2 separate regions of the Homo sapiens genome follow, and region 2 is linked to region 1. Evidence: chromatin contacts called from ENCODE Hi-C or POLR2A ChIA-PET data. All regions are on one chromosome and are shown on one strand. Each heading gives the region's core, a stretch centred on a gene start or an enhancer-like site at or near the end of the contact. The rest is flanking DNA. Distances are from core to core; before and after follow the strand shown. Region 1 holds the start of RAP2A (RAP2A, member of RAS oncogene family). Region 2 has its middle 330 kb from the start of DAOA.

Region 1 (6,161 bases), core at 2,325-4,824:
TTCATAAGGGGAAATAATTTCAAGAGAATACCAACACAATTCTTCCAAGGATTATTTTAACCTCATTGCTTTTTAGTCTCATCTTGAATATACTAAGTAATGAATTCCAAAATGCAATTACAAATTTATTTCTTCTAAAATTACATTTATATCAAGGGTAACATTTAAGGAAGATAAATGACAAAGTTATTAAAGTAAGAATGACAGCTAGAATTTTTTGAGCAATTTCTGTGTACTGGTATTGTTTTGGGAATGTTAAAATACATTATCTCATTTAATTCTAACAAGGACTCTGGAAGGTGCATGCTAATCTCTATTTCACAGATAAGGAAACTGAAGCTTAGAGAAATAAGCAAGCATTTCCCCAAATCATATACACCTTAGACCTCTGTTGTCCAATATGGCAGCCTGTGGCCACATACGGCTACTGAGCACTTGAAATGTGACTTGTTTGAATTGAGATGTGGTAGGTCAAACACATACCAAACTTTGAAGACACAGTATAAAGAAGTAAAGTACCTTATTAATAATTTTTGAATACTGACATGTCAAAATGATTCTATTTTAAATATGGTGGGTTAAATAAAATACATTAAAATTAATTCCATATATTTATGTTATTTTTAAAAAATCAGCTACTAGGAATGTTAAAATTACATATGTGGCTCACGTTATATCTCTATTGAAAAGTGCTGACCTAGACCTAAAGCTGAATACTGAATTTGACAGTAGATATCAAATACTGAAAGACTGGTAAAGAAGAGGCCACCTGCATTCACATGTCCTCTCCATCAATGATGGGAAGCCAGACGCTGGGGTTAGGATGAGGTGTAAAATACCTTACTACTACCATATTACAAAGACACACAAGTGAGGGTCCAAGAGGTTCTTATGTATACAACGGTTGAATTCTGGTGAAGAGAATTTATGAACTCTACTTCAGCTGATCAATGATCTTTTTATATCAAGAACTGAGACTAGTGAGTAAAATGATACTGGGCATGCAGAATTTTACTCTATGTTTTTCCTCTGGGTCATAGTGAAAATAAACAAATTGCTCCAATATGCTGAGTTTAGACTAACCTATTATTATAACTGAGAAAAGTAATCTGCACTAAATTACAAGAAACTACAAAATTATGTGGACCATATTATCCAATAATATTTTGCCATATTTGTTCCCTAGGCTTGTGTCAAGAAGTTAGCCATGGGTATGTGGCTTTATCAGTGTATATGTGCATCTTCATATCTTTAAGCATATATATCTAAATGTGAAGGGTGAGGCTGTTGGGGCATTTACTTAGATTATTTTTTGATGTATGCATTTGGCCTAACATTGACATGTGGCAATGTATCAGACTACCCTGCAGTTGGTTTGGTTTGTTTCTTTTTAATTGAGTGGTTGGGGGAGGGGGTAATAAGAATTTAAGTAACTTAAATGTAGCCCCTTAAATGCCATCCTCATACTAAGTTTAACACCAGAATTGTTCATCTCTTAACTATAAACATTTAACTTTAGGAAAATGATACTGGAGAAGTACAAAGCTATCAAATTTACAAATCTTAGCAGCAGAGACCACGAAAATATCTGCTTTATTCTAGTTTGGAATTTAACACAAGGATGAATAACATGCACGATTTTAGTTCAGCGATTAAAGTGCATACTCAGTTAAGGGGGGGTGGAGCAATAGAGAGAGAGCCTTCTCTTTGATCTCATAGGTTGCATTAAAAACTCACTACTCGTAATGAATTTTTGATCATCCCCTGGGTACACATAACTTGGTCCTTGCTCTTTCAAAATGAGTGGACTCAAACTGACTTACAATGTGACTGTGTCTACGGTGCACTTACAACCATCTTTCAGTAAAGGTCTTCAGATTTAGGCTCTAGGTAGAATAAGGCAGGAAAAAAAGGACACCAAAATTATCAGCAGGCATTAACTAACAAGAACTAGATGAAACAGTAATGTGTAATTAAATGATAATTAGAAAAATTTGCCAAAACTTTGAACTAAGATATTATCACATTTCTAATGCTTAAAATTACACGGAAAAATATATTCAGTGAATTTAAGAGAAAACAAACATTTTAAATCATTTATCAGCCATATTTCCAAAATGTATACTTTAGAAAAGAATTTATATATATATATAAAGGCTTATTAACATTAACTTTAAATTAGCTAATACTTGTGTCACACTTTTGAAGAAGCTTCTGTTTTGTTTCCAGGAACTGGTGGTGGTGGTGTGGTGGTGTTTTTTTTTTTTTTTTTTTTTTGGAAGGGGTTAAGGCGGCTATATTAAAAACAAAAAAACAAAAACAAACAGTTAAGCTGCATTCTTTTCCTGTGAATGGCTTATTTGTACTCCTCTGTTAATATTCTCGAAACCCCATTTAGCTTATGATGTCTTCAAATAATTTAATAATCTGTCTTTAAAGTTTTGCACTAAATTAGAGACTTAATTTTTGTAAAACGCCTTGGAACCATAAACCTTTAACGAGATGAGAAAGGTCTCCTTCCTCTGGACTTGACTTTACTGTATAGGTGTGTGAGCGATTTTTACTGTCAAACATTGCCAAGGCAGATTGTTGTTGTTCAGTCTGCAAATGTCTCGACTATACCTGCACAGTTCCTCTCTTCCCAAGACAAATCTATCCACCCCTTTCCCCCCTGCAAGTTTTAAACTTTGTTTCCTTGGGGGCTCTGTAACAAGCAATGCTAACAACGTCCAAGAGACAAAGAGCTGTTCTGTGGGCTAACACGATGCCAAATTTTAGTTGTGAAACAAAGCACTCAAATTTGAGATTGAGGAGGAGGAGCAGAATGACAATAGTAAAGCCTCCAGCTTGGAGCCACCCCCCAGAAAGCCCCTTCCCCGGAGCCCCGCGCGGGGAGTTCCAGCCCCGGGACGGTGACTCCGGGGTGCAGCCGCCAAGCCCCCGTGTGCCCTCGCTCACCGCTTCACGCGGATGATCTGGTCCCGCATGGGCTTGATGTCCTGGAAGCTCTGCTGGTTGACGAGGCTGTAGACGAGGATGAAGCCCTGGCCGTTCTTGATGTACAGGTCCCGCATGGACGCGAACTGCTCGGTGCCCGCCGTGTCCAGGATCTCCAGCACCGACGGCGACGAATCCACCTCGATCTCCTTGCGGTAGAAGTCCTCGATGGTGGGGTCGTATTTCTCGATGAAGGTGCCGGTCACGAACTGCACGGTCAGGGCGGATTTGCCTACCCCGCCCGAGCCCAGCACCACCACTTTGTACTCGCGCATCGTCCCTCCGCGGCCGCCGCCGCCGCCGCCGCCCGCGACATAGACCTACGCCGGCCGCGCTGCGCCCCCAGCCCCGGCCCCGGCGGCCCGCCCCGCCGCCTCCCGCTGCCGCCCCCACCTCACAGCCGCGGCGGCCCCCTGGGCGCCGGCGGCGGCGGCGGCAACTGAGGGAGCAGCGGCCCTGGGCATGGGCCGGGCCGAGCCGGGCGGCGATGCGGCCCCGTAGGCACCGGGTGGGACTGAGGGCGAGCAGAGAGAGAGACCGGGAGCCGCTGGTGCCGCCCGAGCCGCGGGCCCGCAGTGCCGCCCGCCCCGCCCCTCGCGCCTCCACGCCCAGATCCCCGCCCGCCGCCGCCGCCGCCGCCGCCGCTACCCCCAGCGCTCGAGCGCGCGCCCGAGCCCCAGCCGCAGCGCGGCCAGGGGCGGGGTCCGGCGGCCGGGGCGGAGCCCGCGGCGCAGCCCCGCCCCCGCCCCCTAGGCGACGGGCCGCGAGCGCTCCCGAGAGGCTTTGCGGGGCTCGGAAGCTTCTGCCCGCGCGGAGATAAACAAGCACCGCGACCGCCGAGCAGCGCCGAACCCAGCGCGCCCAGTCAGACCCCAGGGCCTGTGTACCGAGCATGCGCAGTTCCCGCCCAAGCCAGGAGCAGCGTCAACCTGAGACTCCCGAGACATTAAGAATTCGGAAGGGATGAGATGGTAGAGGGGCTAGAGCTACCTCCAAGCTTTATCCTGAGGCGGGGAGTGAAGGAGAGATGCCCAAGGCCCAAGAGGGGCCGCGAGGGCCTTTGTCCGATGCCACCCAGTCTGTCAGCACTCCTAGAGCTTTGGTTTTATCTTGTATTAGCATGTGAAGCTTTAAGGGGGGGGCACCTACAGGCTTCTGACTGAAGTTGTGTAAACGCAACAAAATGAAGCTTTGGAGCGTTAGGACATTGATGGGAGGGTGACGCCCCCCTCTAGCAGCGCGCCAGAGGGGCGAGTCAGAGGCGGCCACACACCACGGAAGTCGGGTCCAAGCCCGCTGACGTCGCCGGGGTCCCGCCCACCAACCCTCTGGACCCGCCCACATTTCTTCTAGACCCGCCCCTTTCGGTGCCGAACTGAAGTCGAGCTCTTCCCACGCCCTGTCAGCCACGGGTGAGTTGAAAACCTGGAGAGCGGAATCCCGAACGGCAGCCGGAAGGCCCTGGACTCCTCATAGCAACAGCCAGCTAGGGGCATCTAGTGGGAAGCTGGGATTCATTCTAGCCAACCACATCACGTCTCTGTACCACAAGGTACCATTCACGACCAATAAGAGAGCGCCCCCATACCACGTGCCTTTACTCCTTCAACCAATCGAGAAAAACGCTAGTCGTAGGATCCGCAAGCCCACCTCCCAGTGCCTTGCCAGGCGGGGCTCTTCGCGCACGCTCTGCCAACCAATCGTAGGTGAGCTGGCGAGTGACGGAAGCTTCGGCCAAGCCAACCAGAGCTCGCGAGCCCCTTGCCACCGAGGCCGGCGGGATGGAGACAGGGACCGGCTGCTGGGGTTTGGGAGGGGCAGAGATTGAGGAGCCAGTTGCTGTGCCCTGTTCTGGCAAAAGAACAAGATGCGTTGCAAGCCAGAATGATGAATTCCACTTTTCACGTCGCCTCCGTGGCATTCTGCCTAAATGATGGGCATGGAAATGGTGCTGAGGGATGTGGGCTGAATCGAGAACACAGGGACTTTTGTCTTCAGGGTGAGAAATGTTCCGGTCCTTAAGGAAACATCGTGCAGCAGTTGCATGGGTCTTCCAGGCGTTCCTCCCAAAACATTATTTTTTTTCTTTCACTATTGAGTTTTAAAACTTAGCGTTCTGTCGCTAGCATTGCATCTTAGTTACACATCCTCTCCCACCCATAACGTCAAATTTAGGAGACGATACATCCCCAAGCTTTCCTGCATTATTTTTTGCAGTAACTGGTTATTCAGTTTACTTTCTTTAAACTATGTCCTTCTCAAACTAGTCTCACCTGTTCGTTACTGTCGCACATTTCCTGCGAATAACACGTTTCTGTAGTTCTGTTGTTAGAGCCTGGCATACCTCTCCCCGTTCCTCTTTCCCACAAGGTCATCATGCAGAGGGGATTTTGGTCTGAGTTAAAAGCCAGGTATTCTTTCACCATCTTTTCTGTCGATAGTCAAACTACTACAAAGACTACTCAAATTTAGTAGTTTCTTATTTCCCTATAGCTTCGTTATATTAGAATGGATAACTTATATTTGCATTACCTTGCTGTAATGAACACACACCAAGTTTTCATTTAAAATTATCAAGGACAAATGTCCTCTGAATTTAAAAATGTGTATGTAGTAAAATATAACTCAGCATTTCTTGATTACATATCATTAAAATATGAATGGTACTATCTGAGCCACCAGAATCAGCAGTGAAGGTATTATATTAATAAAAAGGACTAAGAATCAGGACTGTTTTAAGGGAACTGGAACCGAAGAGGATCTACTATTTCATCCTAGGCTAGTTAACATGAAATAGTGAATTAAAATTGAAAGAGCTTACATGGATGCTTCATATCTGAGCTACTTTGGCAGGGATGTTTCAAGAGGATGTAGGTAAGTATGGTGTTCACCTAGCTTTCCAGAAGTCTCATATTTTGTGTAAAATTGGTATGCTTATTCATGGTTACTTTGGGTTAGTAGAAGCTATACTTCTTTTCCAAGGAAAGACAGACTGTCTTAAGATTCTAACTGTGCATCTTGGTGATAAGAAGTTCTTAGGGTTGTTAAATAGAGCCAGGAAGCGTGAAGCTTTCTCTCTAGATCATGACAACTCATCTAGTACCTTGCATTACAAAGGAGCTCTAAGTCCATTTACTTTGCAAGGAATGAAGTTCCAGTGATTA
Region 2 (6,186 bases), core at 1,711-4,210, 7.7 Mb before region 1:
TTAGGTCCCCCATCCTAGTCTTTTTGTTTTCCATGAATTTTGTATTTTGAAGAATCAGATTGTTTGTCCTGTAGAGTTTTCAGAGTCTGCATTTTACTGATTGAAGCCCTGCCATGTCACTTAACAGTTTCAGCTGTTCCCTATATTTTTTGTAAATTGGTTGATGAAAAATGGCTTGTCTTCTAGTTTATTTTGGTTTTGGTAAAAAAATTCTTCACATGTAATAATGTTGTGTACTCATATTTAAAGAACATAACATCAGTTTCTCTTCCTTCCTTCCTTCCTTCTTTCCTTCCCTCCCTCCCTCCCTCCTTTCTTTCTTTCTCTCTCTCTTTCTCTCCTTCCTTCCTCCTTTCTTTCTTTTCTTTTCCTTCTTTTCTTTCTTTTCTTTCTTTCTCAATCTCACCCTGTCATCCAGGCTGAAGTACAGTGGCACAAATGTAGCTCACTGCAAACTCAACCTCCTGGGCTCAAGCAATATTTCTGCCTCAGCCTCCTGAGTAGCTAAGACTACAGGTGTGTGCCTGGCTTTTTTTTTTTTTTTTCTTCTTCTTCTTCTTCTTTAACGTTTTGTAGAGATGAGGTTTTACTATGTTGCCCAGGTTGGTAAATTCCTTAGCTCAGGCGATCTTCCCACCTCAGCCTTCCAAAATGCTGGATTTACAAGCATGAGCCACTGCATCCTACTCAATATCAGTTTATTTTTATGAGCTCACCAGTCATGGATGAAAACTGACTCCTGGAGAAGGGGTTAAAAAGAGAATGCAAGATGAATGTTTGACTCCTTCCTTTTCTTCTATAAGTTTTCAGAATAATGCCTTTTTTTTTCCCTAAGAGTCCTGATCCTAGGTACCAGTAGTGCTCATTCCTTTTGAGTGGGTCAGTGTTTCTAGTCATTTTCTGTGGGCCGGATGAGGGTATCTTTATTTTTTTTTTAATAAGAGATGCCATTCATCTGATTTTTATTGATAATACAGGTGTTCTCTTAAAATTTTTTCTCTCTTAATTATGTATTTATTTCTCTCATGTCAAAATTCCAGTTCCCAGTAACACAGACATTTGTTTTCATCTAAATACATACACAGTAGTCTCTGTGTGAGAATACCAGACATTGGAAGAGAGTCACTTACTGATCAGGGAGTCCTGAGCAGATCTTACCAAGGAGAGATATAAACTTCTATAGTGTAAGCTTTTGAGCTTACACTATACAATTTTGGGATTGGGAGTTAGTTATCTGTTAAAACAGTTAACAGCTTCTTTAATACATAAAGTATCTAATGCTTTTGCCGTACCCTGCTTAAAAGTTTGTAATATCAATCGGTACTGTGAATAAATTACTTACCATTCTGCATTGCAATGGATATCATGACTTGAATAGCAATAGATACATGTATTGAGATCTGTGTGAAGGGTCAAATACAAGGAAGGATTTTGTAGTACTGGACTAGAAAATATTTTATCCTAAGTGGAAACAGAACATATGGGCATGTAAGCAGCTTGAGCATGTACTTCAATTCCCTGGTAAGAAATCTCCTCTTGAAAATTTGAGTCAGATAGTCTGAAGTGTTCTGCTGGAATGAAATCAATATATGAAATTTAAAATGTTGGAGTAATCTGCACTTAGGTAACCATGCAGTGCAGTGACTTCATGGGTGCCTTCAGATTAGAACAATATAAAATTTGAGGAGCAAAAGTGCAAACATTTGAGAAATGCTCATAGTTAAGTGGTGATTGCTGAGGAGATTTAAAAGAAAGAAATACAAAATTAATCATAGAAGAAAGAAGATAATATAGTGCCAAAAAACCCACAAGAGAAATAGTTTAAGAAGTGAATAATACATTAAATAAGACAGAGAAATCAGCAATACAAGACAACTGAATTTAAAACTTAACAGATTATTTGTGACCTGACCACTGAGTAAAAATACTCAGTAAAGTGGTTGGAATGGAAACAGTATTGTTTCTCAAGGGTACAATAAAAGACAATGACTTGGAGAGGTGACTGCAAAACAGAGTGACAAGATTCTAAGTAGAGCCATAAGACTCACTGTGAAAACAAATGTCCTGCTCTATTTGGTTCTAAAATTCATTATCTGCAAAAGTTCTACAATGCTGAGGGGCCATATTTTGTTTGTATGTTTCAACTCATACTTTACCTCTGCTGCCTCACAATAGCCTGCAAAAATAGCCACTGCCCCACAATACCTTGGAAGTAGGAACTGCGCCTCACGCAGGCCGCCTACAGGACAGGGAAGCAGCTGGAGACCCATGAGATGGCTGAACCAAACAGAATCCAGACCGGGCTTGCTTTGGAAATGTGGGGCAAGAAATACCAATTAAATAAGGCAGTGAGTGGTGGGAACTAAACTAAAATGCCATCTGGTAGGTCATGGATGGAGAGAACCACGGGGCTATCGATAAGCCAAAGCTGCAAGCTGTCAGTGACTCTGTGAAGAAACCGAAAGTCAATGCGTGCAGCGAGAAGAGGGTGATTGAGGAAGTGCTGCAGCATGGCTATGGGCGATAGAAAGACTGCAGCTCTTGACTCAAGCACGGAGGGAGGAGGTGGTTTTGAAACAGCCTCGGATGCTGACAGATTGCCTTCTGTAGCTCTAAGTCCTTAAAATAACCCAACTCGGTGGCTGTGTGTGGTTTTGTTTGTTTTGTTTGACCCAAATAGCTTGGAAGACTCAGACATCTTCTGTAGTCTCGGTTCTAGCAGTGCCAGAGCTAGATGAACCTGGTAGTTTAAATTTTCAAAGGGTTGGTAAACGATGTATGGTAAGCAGGAAAGAAAGGATAATGAGCACAGTAAGAGGAACTAGGGGAAAGGTACTTTGGTGAGGCTGAAACTGCTTCAGTTCCCGCTCTGCCTCTCTCTCTCATGAATCACTATGACCTGAATAGGGAGAAAACGAACGCACATGTTGGAAATCAGGTTGAGCGGATTTCACGTCATTTCCACATAGCACCCTATCCAGTGAGAGGAAATTATCTGCCTCTTTGTGAAAGTGACAGGGATGTGCAGGCACAGTGCAATTCCTTGGGGAAGTGAGGGCAGTGTCTGCATATAGTTATCAAGCAAGAAATTGTTGAGTGTTGCGATTGCAAAGAAAAGAACAGAATTGAGAACACCCGAGTCTTTATCGATCAAGCCCCAGAATAGCAATCATGACAGGGCAGGTTATGAGTTTAGCCAGCTGTGTGAGGTAACAAGGCCTCCTACAGCTCTTCTTTTGGGAGCTTCAGTTGAGTGATAAGTCATCCTCTCTCTAGAGTAAGGCAGTAGCAGGAAACAGCTGTATGCCAATTGTAAATTCTCCCACATTTCAGTGGAGATGTAGTCCAGGTCTTACTTGCCCCTGTGGATTATCTAAGGCAACTAAAATCAATTGATGAAATTTCCTTCCCACTGGGTTAATTTTCTGGAGCTGAAAACAGCCTTCTGAAAACCAGGAATCGATTCTGTGAAGCTCTTATAAATAGGAGAGTTAATAATTTGGTAAAAGTTTCCTCTTCTTATAAAAGATATTTTCTCCTCTCTCTCTGTTTTTTTTTTTTGAGACAGAGTCTTGCTGTGTCACCCAGACTGGAGTGCAGTGGTGCGATCTCGGCTCACTGCCAGCTCTGCCTCCCGGGTTCACGCCATTCTCCTGCCTCAGCCTCCCGAGTAGCTGGGACCACAGGCGCCCGCCACCACGCCCGGCTAAGTTTTTGTATTTTTAGTAGAGACAGGGTTTCACCGTGTTAGCCAGGATGGTCTCTGTCTCCTGACCTCGTGATCCGCCCTCCTCGGCTTCCCAAAGTGCTGGGATTACAGGCATGAGCCACTGCGCCTGGCCCATAAAGGATATTTTCTCTACCTCTAAGAAACTCCATGCCTAAAACATATGAAACATCAAAAAACATCCTGGATGATATCAGAGAGAAAGAGCATCAGCAAGTGTTTGCTGGCATTAGCAGGTACTATGCTAATATATAGGCCATGGTATATGTAAAGCAAAAATAAAAGAAAGAAAAAAAGAAAGCTGATTACACAAGACCAGTATGTCCTGATGATTGCAGTTGTGTTAGGAAATCTTTTAGTTAATTCTAACATCCTTTGTTTTCTTATCTTTAGCATTTGTACTTCTGTTTTGGTGGTCATTGCAGAATTACTTTGGTATTCACTAATCACTATTAATTCATATGCAAGTAGCCATTTAAATATGTTTCCCTTTGGAATGAATATTAGCTACTATGGTTAATAAATAAAAGTAATTTTGGGGAGTTCTCTGGGACTAGGAAATTATGTAGCCTTTTACATAATTAATCTTTAAGTTCCATTGGTTGCAAGTAATGATGATCGTCTTTTGACAATTTATTGTATAGGTGTAACAAGAATTTTAGTTTTGGGAAATTCTACCCCACAAGAGATTCTTTTGAATATTCTTTCTGTAGAGTTCCAAGTAATGAAAAGAAAAACTACTGTTTATTGAACATCCATTCCATAATCTGTCTTTAAATATAGTTGTCTTTCAATGCAAATAATAAGTTTTTCTTATACATGTTTTTCAGATAATATGTAAAATATTTTTCACATTCATTCAAGGTATTTTAAGCACCAAATGACATTACTTATGGACCATTCTATTCTTCTGTTGTGTTTAATCTCAAAATAATAAGATAAGCAACTATAAATTAGTGAATACTTGCCATGACACATAGACTTTGCATATTGTAGCTTATTTAGTAGATAATAAAAATTATTTTGCATATAAAGAAACTGAGACTAGTAGAAGATAAGTAGCTTGATCAAAATCTAAGATCTCTGTCCTGCATATTCTAGTTTTGCCTCTTTGGCTCTCCTTTCTAATCTTTTTCTCCCTGTTCTGTGGCCCAGAAAGCTACCTCTATGGGTCATGTAAACTCAGCTCTTTTGTATTCTGTTTCCTGATTGGCGTCAGCCAATAGACAGCACCAACAGTCATCAGATGGTAGGAAGAGAGAGAGCAGCAAGGGTATTTATTCCTCTGCCTTCTTTCTTAACAATGCACGTTTTGGCTTTGGCTGCGTTCCTTTTAAAAGGCACAACTTCTGCTGGTCAGTCTTCTTCTACAGCTACCGGTTTCTGTGTTGCAATAAATGCTCCCTTTCTTTGCCCTTTCAGACCTGGGGCAGTAATGCCTCCATGCTTATCAACGCTAGGGTTCTTATTATTCATGGTTGGCTAACACAGGACAACCAACACCATTATAAATTACTCATTATATTCTATGAAATCTCTTCAATTCACCTCCTGAGAGTGCATCAATTTCTTCCAGGACTTTGACTGATATAGAAATTGTCACCAGAATTGGCTGGAGGAAGCAGAACCTTAGATTGGAATTCTGGTATTAAATCATTCACATATTTAATGAATGCATTTATTATCTCCCTTGCCGGGGAAAATGGAATATGATGATCTGTGTCATATGGTGGCATCATGAAGGCAGGTAGAGGGCAAGGCATTTGGAGAGCAGATGACTGTGACTCAGTAGCCATAACTAGAATGATAAGTGTAATAAGCAAAGCTCAGGCTGCTGTTGCTGGTGGTTCTAAAAAGGATATCCAGGGAAGTGAACCAACTAAAAGACTGGAATGTAAGCCCAACTCAAGGCTCACATGAGGAACTCAGATGGCCGCCAAGACAGCTTTAAAAATGGCCTTAATCTGCCATAGCTCCAGGGCAGATATGGCTGAAACTCAAGCCCAGTTCCCAACTGCAGTTGTCACAGAACTGCAGCACTAATGAATGTGACCCTCCAGAATTATTTTACTAAGGAGATCTAAGGGAAGAGTGGGTGTTACTGAGATATGGGATGGAGATATCCCCGCAGACAAAAGCAAGGCTAGTAACTTTTAACCCTTAAGTCATCCTAAAGGTTCCTTATCTGGTAAAGTAAGGATTTTCTGCTGAGTGAAAGAATCAGGCTTCTCTTGAAACTCTTGCAGTGACTCCCCCTGGAGCACTTGTCTTTTCTGCTCACCACCTTCATGGCTCCCAGACCCACAATAAAAATCAGATTCCAACAGACCCCAGTTGGAGGAGTAAAAAACTCCTGTAGGAGAAAGGAATTCTATACACCAAAAAAGTGGCAGATTCAATTGACAGGAATCTAGGGAACATATTGGAGTGGATTCTGAGAGTGTTAGACCAAAAAGCAT

What was found. A loop is a pair of places that touch in the nucleus more often than their neighbours do. ChIA-PET counts read pairs that join two places held with the same protein, here RNA polymerase II (POLR2A). Pooled maps may share reads with other maps.
Region 2: a map of naive thymus-derived CD4-positive, alpha-beta T cell shows a loop between it and region 1 (21-fold over the local background). The contact joins the enhancer-like site here to the promoter of RAP2A in region 1. A Hi-C loop is called at or near these places in 1 of 168 maps with a recorded cell type or tissue (naive thymus-derived CD4-positive, alpha-beta T cell) and 5 of 50 pooled maps. POLR2A ChIA-PET finds 5 or more read pairs at or near these places in 2 of 52 experiments (CD4-positive, alpha-beta T cell and CD4-positive, alpha-beta memory T cell).

Annotation. Positions count from the first base shown.
Region 1 is chr13:97,431,582-97,437,742 of GRCh38, reverse strand. RAP2A (RAP2A, member of RAS oncogene family) reads right to left here and starts at 3,574. Exons shown (of 2, transcript NM_021033.7): 1 at 2,959-3,574. The coding sequence starts at 3,272. RefSeq lists silencers at 3,398-3,457, 3,478-3,837 and enhancers at 3,988-4,037, 4,058-4,187, 3,459-4,390, 4,338-4,477.
Region 2 is chr13:105,136,270-105,142,455 of GRCh38, reverse strand. No RefSeq gene overlaps it. Among named protein-coding and RNA genes, the nearest start is that of DAOA, 330 kb to the left of the region's middle. RefSeq lists enhancers at 2,196-2,605, 2,656-2,865. Within about 2 kb of position 2,960, at least 22 of the 41 ENCODE cell types and tissues checked have a DNase peak (open chromatin) inside an H3K27ac peak, as active enhancers do; they include CD4-positive, alpha-beta T cell, where a contact is called at or near this core.